2 separate regions of the Homo sapiens genome follow, and region 1 is linked to region 2. A link is a loop called in an ENCODE intact Hi-C map of the cell type or tissue named here. Cell type or tissue: OCI-LY7. All regions are shown on one strand. Links, peaks and the distances in the headings refer to the core of each region. The heading gives the core; the rest is flanking DNA.

Evidence for each region. A loop is a pair of places that touch in the nucleus more often than their neighbours do. Peaks named below come from ENCODE experiments on the same cell type or tissue, not always from the same donor. Only the 100,000 strongest peaks of a DNase experiment are listed, where the experiment ranks them.
Region 1: it touches region 2 in a loop (5-fold over the local background); 2 of 110 quality-filtered maps call a loop at or near these places.

The regions. Positions count from the first base shown.
Region 1 is chr6:88,139,804-88,145,189 of GRCh38, reverse strand. CNR1 (cannabinoid receptor 1) reads left to right here. Exons shown (of 2, transcript NM_016083.6): 2 at 1-5,326. The coding sequence ends at 1,334. Among named protein-coding and RNA genes, the nearest start is that of CNR1, 24 kb to the left of the region's middle. RefSeq lists a silencer at 3,363-3,522. In OCI-LY7, for the core only: no CTCF peak of the experiment used is centred there; DNase peaks (open chromatin) are centred at 3,059 and 3,409; H3K4me3 peaks cover 3,512 bases; H3K27ac peaks cover 4,149 bases.
Region 2 is chr6:87,927,145-87,932,530 of GRCh38, reverse strand. LOC105377882 (a long non-coding RNA gene) reads right to left here and starts at 1,090. Exons shown (of 3, transcript XR_001744246.1): 1 at 888-1,090. In OCI-LY7, for the core only: CTCF peaks have their summits at 2,349 and 2,550 (motif pointing left); DNase peaks (open chromatin) are centred at 2,560 and 3,276; H3K4me3 peaks cover 1,145 bases; H3K27ac peaks cover 4,634 bases.

The DNA.
Region 1 (5,386 bases), core at 293-5,292, 210 kb before region 2:
AGTACGAAGACATCAAAGGTGACATGGCATCCAAATTAGGGTACTTCCCACAGAAATTCCCTTTAACTTCCTTTAGGGGAAGTCCCTTCCAAGAGAAGATGACTGCGGGAGACAACCCCCAGCTAGTCCCAGCAGACCAGGTGAACATTACAGAATTTTACAACAAGTCTCTCTCGTCCTTCAAGGAGAATGAGGAGAACATCCAGTGTGGGGAGAACTTCATGGACATAGAGTGTTTCATGGTCCTGAACCCCAGCCAGCAGCTGGCCATTGCAGTCCTGTCCCTCACGCTGGGCACCTTCACGGTCCTGGAGAACCTCCTGGTGCTGTGCGTCATCCTCCACTCCCGCAGCCTCCGCTGCAGGCCTTCCTACCACTTCATCGGCAGCCTGGCGGTGGCAGACCTCCTGGGGAGTGTCATTTTTGTCTACAGCTTCATTGACTTCCACGTGTTCCACCGCAAAGATAGCCGCAACGTGTTTCTGTTCAAACTGGGTGGGGTCACGGCCTCCTTCACTGCCTCCGTGGGCAGCCTGTTCCTCACAGCCATCGACAGGTACATATCCATTCACAGGCCCCTGGCCTATAAGAGGATTGTCACCAGGCCCAAGGCCGTGGTGGCGTTTTGCCTGATGTGGACCATAGCCATTGTGATCGCCGTGCTGCCTCTCCTGGGCTGGAACTGCGAGAAACTGCAATCTGTTTGCTCAGACATTTTCCCACACATTGATGAAACCTACCTGATGTTCTGGATCGGGGTCACCAGCGTACTGCTTCTGTTCATCGTGTATGCGTACATGTATATTCTCTGGAAGGCTCACAGCCACGCCGTCCGCATGATTCAGCGTGGCACCCAGAAGAGCATCATCATCCACACGTCTGAGGATGGGAAGGTACAGGTGACCCGGCCAGACCAAGCCCGCATGGACATTAGGTTAGCCAAGACCCTGGTCCTGATCCTGGTGGTGTTGATCATCTGCTGGGGCCCTCTGCTTGCAATCATGGTGTATGATGTCTTTGGGAAGATGAACAAGCTCATTAAGACGGTGTTTGCATTCTGCAGTATGCTCTGCCTGCTGAACTCCACCGTGAACCCCATCATCTATGCTCTGAGGAGTAAGGACCTGCGACACGCTTTCCGGAGCATGTTTCCCTCTTGTGAAGGCACTGCGCAGCCTCTGGATAACAGCATGGGGGACTCGGACTGCCTGCACAAACACGCAAACAATGCAGCCAGTGTTCACAGGGCCGCAGAAAGCTGCATCAAGAGCACGGTCAAGATTGCCAAGGTAACCATGTCTGTGTCCACAGACACGTCTGCCGAGGCTCTGTGAGCCTGATGCCTCCCTGGCAGCACAGGAAAAGAATTTTTTTTTTTAAGCTCAAAATCTAGAAGAGTCTATTGTCTCCTTGGTTATATTTTTTTAACTTTACCATGCTCAATGAAAAGGTGATTGTCACCATGATCACTTATCAGTTTGCTAATGTTTCCATAGTTTAGGTACTCAAACTCCATTCTCCAGGGGTTTACAGTGAAGAAAGCCTGTTGTTTAAGTGACTGAACGATCCTTCAAAGTCTCAATGAAATAGGAGGGAAACCTTTGGCTACACAATTGGAAGTCTAAGAACCCATGGAAAAATGCCATCAAATGAATAATGCCTTTGTAACCACAACTTTCACTATAATGTGAAATGTAACTGTCCGTAGTATCAGAGATGTCCATTTTTACAAGTTATAGTACTAGAGATATTTTGTAAAATGTATTATGTCCTGTGAGATGTGTATCAGTGTTTATGTGCTATTAATATTTGTTTAGTTCAGCAAAACTGAAAGGTAGACTTTTATGAGAACAATGGACAAGCAGTGGATACGTGTCAATGTGTGCACTTTTTTTCTATATTATTGCCCATGATATAACTTTAGAAATAAACCTTAATATTTCTTCAAATATCTCTATTTAATTTTGACACTGAAATAACCGTAAAGGTTTATTTTTCTGTTACCTCAACAAGAAGAATTTGAAGACTTCAAAATATTGAGCAGAATTCATTCATACTTAAAAATTTATTAGCCCTGCATTTTCATAGGAAGACACATTATCTTCTGGACTATAGCTGTTCTAATGGATTATAATCAGAATGGAAGAGAGAAAGCATATTGACTTTTTTTGAGCGACATCTCTGACTTTCTTTAGTCTTTAGCTATTACTGGATCTCTTAAGACAGCATGTGTTAATCTTAATGTATATCGTTATCACTGTGCAGTTGCTGTTTACTTGAATAGTATTGTGTTCCTATATTCCAGGTTTAAGTAGATTTCATGCCTGGGTGGCCAAACAACAGTCTTCATTTTTTTTAATTGAAAAGAAGTAGTGTCTGGATCAGTAAAATTATACTGTGTGTGAGTGTGAATATAAATGTGTGTATGTGTGTTTCTGTCCTGTAACTGTTACAGTAATGTCATAAAGTGAGAAAACTGTGACCAAGTATAAACTTTTACCACTTGCTGCACTCTTGCACATGGATTCAGTTTCTAAAATTGAGTTCTTCCTGTAATCTTGTTGATAAAAATACTGACTCCAACCATTCAAAAATTTCACCCCATCCCTCCTTAAGAGATTGGATCAAGTATTACTAAATTGACCTTTAGGTATTACACAAGACCAGTGCTTAGCAAAAAATAATGACAGGCATCCAAGGAAGGGATGTATTTGTAGTGTTATTGCCAGGAAAGGAGAGTACTTTGGTTTCTGAGCACCGAATATTGAGCAATATGTCAGTCACTAAAAGGAAGACAGTTCTACAGAAAAACAATGGTAACATTTTTCAATAGCGTGTGTAGATAGTATGCACTATATACATCACGTTAAAGTAGGACTATCACACCCAGCCCATGTGGCTAAAAAAGCTGAATCAGACAGTGGATGAGACACACAACGGCAGTGAAGAACCGATACACTTGGCATTGACGTCTAGCTATGCTGTATCTGTGCTTTGCCCACATGCCCTTGGTGACAGCTGAGCACCCAGCTCTGTCTTGGTAGGTTTGGGCTAAGGAACAAATCTCTCCTTTGCTCGTGGTTAGCAAGATACACTCAAGCATGAAGATAAACACAGCTGCTTTCTTCTTACACCCCGGTCTCATGCTCCTTAATGGCGCCATGGGTGCTTGTTGGGCCTTTTTCCAGTAAGGAATGATATTGCTGAAGAATCTACTTAACCCTGACAAATTTTAATTATAATCTCTTCTTATACAGATAAAACATGACTCCTACAAGGCCCCAAGGTTTACATAGTCTGAAGTGAAGTACAGAGCTGGCATCTATCTGGTGATTTCTAGCTCTCGAGATACCCAAGCAGCCTGATGGGGCAGTTCCCCTTCTTACGGTTCACGCTCTAAGGCAGGATGTGGCTTATGAGATACTTTGCATTGTCTGTCTGCACACCTTGAATCTGCCTGCTGGCTCCCTTACTTTACCTCTCTGTCATGTGCAGATGAAGGCTCAGGGTGCTAGAGGATTAGTAAGATCTCTTTCTAAAGACAGGAGAGATTATTTACAAGAAGAACTCACCAGGGTTTAGTTTGCATTTAAGAATTGCCAGTCTTTTGTCCTGCATCATCTTGAACATTAATCCACATGTTTCAGAGCTCACCAGGCAGTACCAATGCTCTTTTCACAGCTATGAAGAGCTAGAGAAATTCTTGTTATGGTAGAAAAATTTCACGATTCATTTTTGAAACTGCATTTGTGCGTATGCAGTGTAGATTTTATAGTGTGTTGTGCTTTCAAGATCTAAATCATATATAATAAATTAAGGGACAATGGGGCTGACAGCACTAAACTTGGTGCTTATTGATATTCTAAGAAATATCTGTGAAATATCATCACGTATGTTATACAACCTTCATTTAAAAAGGTTTAAAACTAGTTAGATTCACTTTGACACTTTTCATATCATTTCTTAACCCAAGTGACGAAAACATTGTCCCCAATGAATATACTCATTAGAATTACCATTTGTTAATATCACTCATTAATTAACCCCATAATTAGATCCATTAATTTAAATGATTTAAATTTAAGTAAGTTTTATAAGGTCTGACATCAGAGGTATCTTACTTTCCTCTGAGGATGATGTACTTGCCCTGACCATGCATTTTACCATCACACATGTTCAGAAAGGGCCAAATTCCCAACCTGCTCATTTTTTTTTTATCAGAGTCATGATGAATCAGTCCTAGAATGTTTCATTTGCACAAGTAGGGCTGCCTCCAAGAGGAACCTCTGATTTATTTTGTATGAAATATATGTGAAAGGATATGAATCTGAGAGATGCTGTAGACATCTGTCCTACACTTGAGATGATTTCCAAGCCTCTCTGGCACTTTGAGTTAAGTCTATCTGGTATTAAATGCCAAGGACCTTTTGCTGCCTAAATCCACTCTGCAGGAAATAGGCCCAACCACCAGATGAGAATTAGGCCCTGGATGAGTAGCGCTATAGTTACTGTCCTGTTGATTAATTTCTGCCATTTCATGTCCATAAAAGAGACCACCCATATCATGCACACAATTAGATTTCTCACACTCTAACTGTATATTTGTATGATATTTTAAAATCTCCTAAATGCTGGGCAATGGCTATTAACAATTAATTGTCTTGCACTGGCCTTCTGATGAAATGTTAACAATGCCTATTGTAATATAGAAAAAAACATTCTATCTACTGATTTGGGCTGAATGTATGTAAATAGGTTTCTAAAAAGTCAGATGTTTGAGCAGTGGCCTACAAATCAGTAATTTTCGGATGGGAGAGTTTCTTTACATTGCCGTGGCATCTTAAAAGCTATCTTCATGTAAATTGACTGTACTAGGCCTACTGGGGATCAGAGTTCCCAAGAAAGGAAACCTTTTCTTGTATCTGGATTCAAATTTATTTCCAATGTTTCAAGCGGGAAACATGACTCTTTATTGTCTGTAAATCTAACATTATTACTTTTCCTCTTAGAAGAATATTGTATTGTTAGATGTTTGTTGAGCTGGTAACATCGTTGCAACCACTGCAATATCTTCGTTAGTAATCTGTATAATACTTTGTATACAAGTACTGGTAAGATTGTTATTAAATGTAGCTTCAGTCATTAAATTACTATAGCAAAGTAGTACTTCTTCTGTAATATTTACAATGTATTAAGCCCACAGTATATTTTATTTCAATGTAATTAAACTGTTAACTTATTCAAAGAGAAAACATCTCATCATGTCTATTGTCCAAAGTTACCTGGAATCAAATAAAAATTCTAGATTACCATGAAGAACATAAAATGCCTTTGAACTCTGCCTTATTTCACAGTCTGATGGCAAAATACTAAGGATTTAATTTCT
Region 2 (5,386 bases), core at 240-5,239:
CTGGTCTTCTACTCGCTGTTGCTGACTGAGGAAGGACCAGCCTGCAAGGGCAGGCCTGTGTCTCCTTGTCCGCTTCTTGCTCTATGAACTCTTGTTCTTGTGTGGGAATCAGGATAGTCAGGACCTTCCCTGTTAGGAAGAAGCTCTTTGGCTCCCCTGTGGCCTTCAGCCTAAGCCACATGCTAGGTTTCAAATTAACCAGAGACACTTTTCACAGGGCAAGTGGGGTAGTATTGTTGTAATTGGAAGCTTGCTGAGATGTTAATAAATATGGTTAGTATTCTTCACTTGGCTGCTGATCTTTGCAGATACAATTTTTTCAGAAGGGAGCATGAGTCTTAGGATTTAGACCCCAATTTCTCTACCTTGACTATTTATTAGAATTCTCCTAAAGTGGTTGAATATTTACTAAAAATCACTTTGTGGCCCTTAGATCCTGTGCAATTCTGTCCTCTGCACTCTGAGTAAAATCCATACTCTGCATTATAAAAAGTCTCAGGTATTTTCTACCACTTTAGCTTTAGTCTGGCAAAGACCAAAGGCAGGGATGGTCCATTTCCACTTAGAACTTCACCTGTAGCTGGATGCATTATTCCTAAATGATTTGTGGAAATTTGGGTTTTAGTCTGTGATGAGACTGTAAGAACCTAGTTCATTGCAAAGGCTTCATTTAGATGTTCACCATCTTTGCCAACTTGGAAATGAGGTCTACCCCACCACTGGGAAGTTTCCAGAACATGAAGATCTTAGAGGTGATCTTGTCAACATCCCACCCAACTCAGCCAATAAGCACATATTGAAATTGTGACCAAAAATTTGCCCATTTACACAAGAGGAAGAGAACCTATTTTCCCCAAACTAACATTCCATAGTTTCTTATTACTTACCCCAAGAGACTCCCACAATCTTTAGAATCAAAATGGTGCTTCCTTCTAGGGTAGATCTTTTGTTTTAGTTCTCTCTCTCTTTTATCTAACAGTTTCTCTCCAGTTGATAGGCCTTCATTTATTTGACAGTCAGTGATTAAGCCATTCTTTGTCTTTCTTTTCTCTAGAAAAGATACAGATTCTGTTCATCCTAAGTATGTACAGGGCCTTTAAAAATCACTCTTGTGGGCCGGGCGCAGTGGCTCACACCTGTAATCCCAGCACTTTGGGAGGCCAAGGTGGGTGGATCACCTGAAGTCAGGAGTTCGAGACCAGCCTGGCCAACATGGTGAAACCCTGTCTCTACTAAAAATGCAAAAAATTAGCTGGGTGTGGTGGTGCACCCCTGTAATCCCAACTGCTCAGGAGGTGGAGACAGGAGAATCGCTTGAACCCAGGAGGCGGAGGTTGCAGTGAGCCGAGATTGCACCATTGCAGTCCAGCCTGGGCGACAGAGTGAGACTTTGTCAAAAAAAAAAAAAAAAAAAAGCACTCTTGTGTATTCCTTTTCCCTAAGAGAGCCATATCTAAACTAGTCCAGATCTAAAACAATGCCAACATTTTCTGGGGGTAACTCACCAGGAATGAACACTTCTCAGTGCTAAAAAGCCTTTTCTATTTTCTTGCTCTAGGTAAAGCTCTTTTCCTCTTCTACTCTGGAAACAGGGAGTAACTGAGCATTGTTCTCTGTAAAAATAACCCTTCATATATTATATATATTCTTTTTTCAAAGTGGCTAAATTACCCTCAAAGTATTGCTTTCTATAAAAGCCCCACAGTATATCCAGCTAAAAGAGGAAGGTTAAATAGAATGTGTGAGCATAGTGATTATTTTAACAATTAGAAATTATTCTGATTTATAAATGCCCTTTCCTTATATATGGTTGCAAATGGTCCTTTTTTCCTTCATCTTCCTGTCTTAGCTTCCCCACCATCAAAACCATCATCCCAAAACCTAACTATTCTGCCTAGAGTGTTGATTATCAAGTTAAATTGTTGGTTTTTCCATATAACCTATCTCTCATCCTCCTACTGACTTCACTACAGTGGGTTGTTTGTTTTCCTGAAGACTGGGCCTTGTGCACCTTCGTGTACTTAAGCCATGCAAAGGGAAGAGAACCTACTCCATATATAGTCACTGGTTGGAAACACAAATGAACAGATGAATGAATCAGAAACACCTGCATACAACCTCTAGATTAGTCAAAAATGCCTAAATAACACCACTGGATTGTGTTCAACCCAACCAGATAATAACTATTTTAACAGCTACCAGTGTTAAGCTCCCCAACCAGGCTTGTTGCTTTACCTATGATATGTCCTTCAGCTTACAACCCCCCTGTGAGGTAAGGGGTTAAGGGAGAGGATTAGCAGAGGTTGAAAGACTGACTGTAATGTCCCCATCCTTTAGTGTCACCCTGATCTTGCCCTCCTCCCTGCCTCCCTGTCTTTAATCATTGAGGTCCTGCAGTCCATGAAGATTTCTGTAGTCCTCATGGGCAGCATTCAATCCGCCAACACTGAGGAAATCAGCCAGCTGGCCTTGCACGAAATCCTTCCTCTCCCATCTCTTTGTCCTGGGCCACAGGAGTGTGTAGTCTGGTTCCCATGTGCCACCTGCTGGTCTCCTGAGTCACTGCTTCCGAAGTGCCTGAGTAGTGCCGAGTAGTGGCTGAAGAAAGGGAAGGAGCGGCCTTTTCACAGCATGTGCACGAAGTGACCCAGATGCCTAGACTGGGGTGTGAATTAGTTCATTCTGACTGCACGTCAGCAGTGGAGACTAGGAACCTGAGGCACTGGGGAAAGAGGTCTCTGCCCAAAGCCATAATCTGTGTTTAGGAATTCTTAGTCAAAGCATTCTTTAGGCATGCAATCTGCCGAACATCCAAAAACAAATGTTTAAAACAGAAAACAAAAGTCTCTGTGCTCATATCATAATAAATACGTGTACAAGATGAATGGGTCAGATAAAACAAGAAAGGGTTATTCGGGTATTTGGTAAACCTATGGCAGTCTCTCTGGAATAAAATAAAGAGAGGAGGGAGGCAGGAAGAGAAGGAAGGAAGGAGAGAAAAATATACACCTTCACCAGAAAAATATTGCTTAATGTACATGTAATTATTCCTAAAAACTCTCCAGCTGAAAATGTTCAGGATTTCTTTTTTTTACTTGAACTAGCCTTTTGGAAATTTATACAAAATAATAAAAATCATTGATTACAAGCTTATTAAAAATTAGATGCAGTCACAGAGATATAAGGTGGGTGCTTATAGAGATAGCAGTATTGATTCGCTAGCAACAGCTCTTCGCTCATAGCTATGATCCAATGAGCTTCTCTGGTGGTTTCCCAAGGGTGAATTATGGCCTCAGTCAGTTGGGTTTCTGGGCAAACATTTACATGAATGATTCTGTACAGAGGCTCTCATGTCTCCTCCCATATATTCTTCATCTAGATCACTAAATAACACTTCTGAATTTCCAGAGACATGTACCTTTGCCTTCTGCTTTAAGAGGTCTTTATTTCAGCTGGGTGTGGTGGTTCATGTCTGTAATCCCAGCACTTTGGGAGGCTGAGGCGGGCGGATCACGAGGTCAGGAGATCGAGACAATCCTGGCCAACGTGGTGAAACCCTGTCTCTACTAAAAATACAAAAATTAGCTGGGCGTGGTGGCACATGCCTATAATCCCAGCTACTTGGGAGGCTGAGGCAGGAGAATCGCTTGAACCAGGAAGTCAGAGGTTGCAGTGAGCCCAGATCGTGCCACTGCACTCCAGCCTGGTGACAGAGCGAGACTCTGTCTCAAAAAAAAAAAAGTCTTTATTTCTCACACACGTTACCTTTGTGTAAAATAGTTTCCCTCCTAAATATCTTCCCCTGCTCTGTTTTCTTCAGCCTGAGGCTCAAAAATTTTTACACGGAAGCCATGTCAATGAATGATTACAGAATTCTTTTCATTTCTTCCTCAAAGGCCAGAAGAATACTGAGGAAGACAATCCCTCCCCATCGTCCTTTTGCCTGAGCTTCTGCTTAAATGCAGGTCTGAGCAAAGTTGAAAACCATGGGCCCTCAGGCAGAGACCTCATAAGCGCTGTATTTAAGGATCTGAACAGGAAATAAAGATTTTGACTTTTTTCTTGGCATTGTGCTTGGCCCTCTGGTTTCTCCTAAGGGCAAGCCCATTTCCTCTGTATCTCGGAGTCTGTTTTGTTTTGTTTTTTATATTATTTTTATTATTTTTTGGGACAGAGTCTTGCTCTATTTCCCAGGCTGGAGTGCAGTGGTGCGATCTCAGCTCACTGCAACCTCCGCCTCCTGGGTTCAAGGGGTTCTCATGCCTCAGCCTCCCAAGTAGCTGGAATTACAGGCTTGCACCACCATGCCCAGCTAATTTTTGTATTTTTAGTAGAGACGGGGTTTCACCATGTTCACCAGGCTGGTCTCGAACTCCTGACCTCAGATGAGCCACCCGCCTCAGCCTTCCAAAGTGCTGGGATTACAGGCCACTGCACCCAACCGGATTATCTGTTTTTAAAATGGGGCCAGAAATTTTGGAATCAGAATGTTAATAATATTATACAATGATGGTTAATATGCACTGAGTGATGACTATGTGCTAGACACTGTGCTAAACATTAACAATGGGTTGTCTCATTTAATGCTCATAAAACCCTATGAGATAGGTAAGAACTCTTATTATCCCCATGTTATGAGTAAGCATAGGTGAACTACAGTGGATTAAAGTACCTTGCTTATCGTCTCTTTAACATGAAATTCCTTCAACATAAGTAAACACCTATTATGTGCTAGCCAATAAACTGGATGCTGGAGCTCAGGACTAAACACAAACATAATCCTCACTTTTGAGGTTTGCATAGGCTCTAAGGAGCCCATGAAGGTAAACTTACAGGACCAGGAAAGCTTTGCAGAGGTTTCAAAGAAGTGTACTTCCAGTGGAATGGGGGCTCCTGGAAGGGAGTGGAAAATCTCTGGGGGTAGGGAGTAGGGGGTTTCAGGGAAGTTCTTAAGATAAGTAGTGCCTTAGGGGAATCTTCAGCAGAAGGAAGAAATGAAGTTCAGACTCCTGGTGATCAGAAGGCCTTCAAGATTTTCCATTTTCAGAGGACTCTGAGACCCTGGGTTGGGAGTCCTGACCTGCCAGAGTGCACATATTCCTATTAATGGTAGGATAAGGCCAATGAGAGGGTCCCCACCATGTGGCCTCGAACCTCCCATTCATCCCCCAAAGTCCAGAAGGAGCAGTCAGGAAAAGGAACCAGCTAGCCTTATACTTGTGAAAAAGAAGTGATTAACAAGTAGCCCTCTATGATTTCTATGTAAACTCAGATCGCAAAAGGCATTTAAATACTTAATGAAAGGATTTCCTCTACCTAGTTTTAGTCCTGCTTATTGATTGAATTCCCTTCTAATGACTGGGCTTTTCTATGTTTGAGCTAAGTT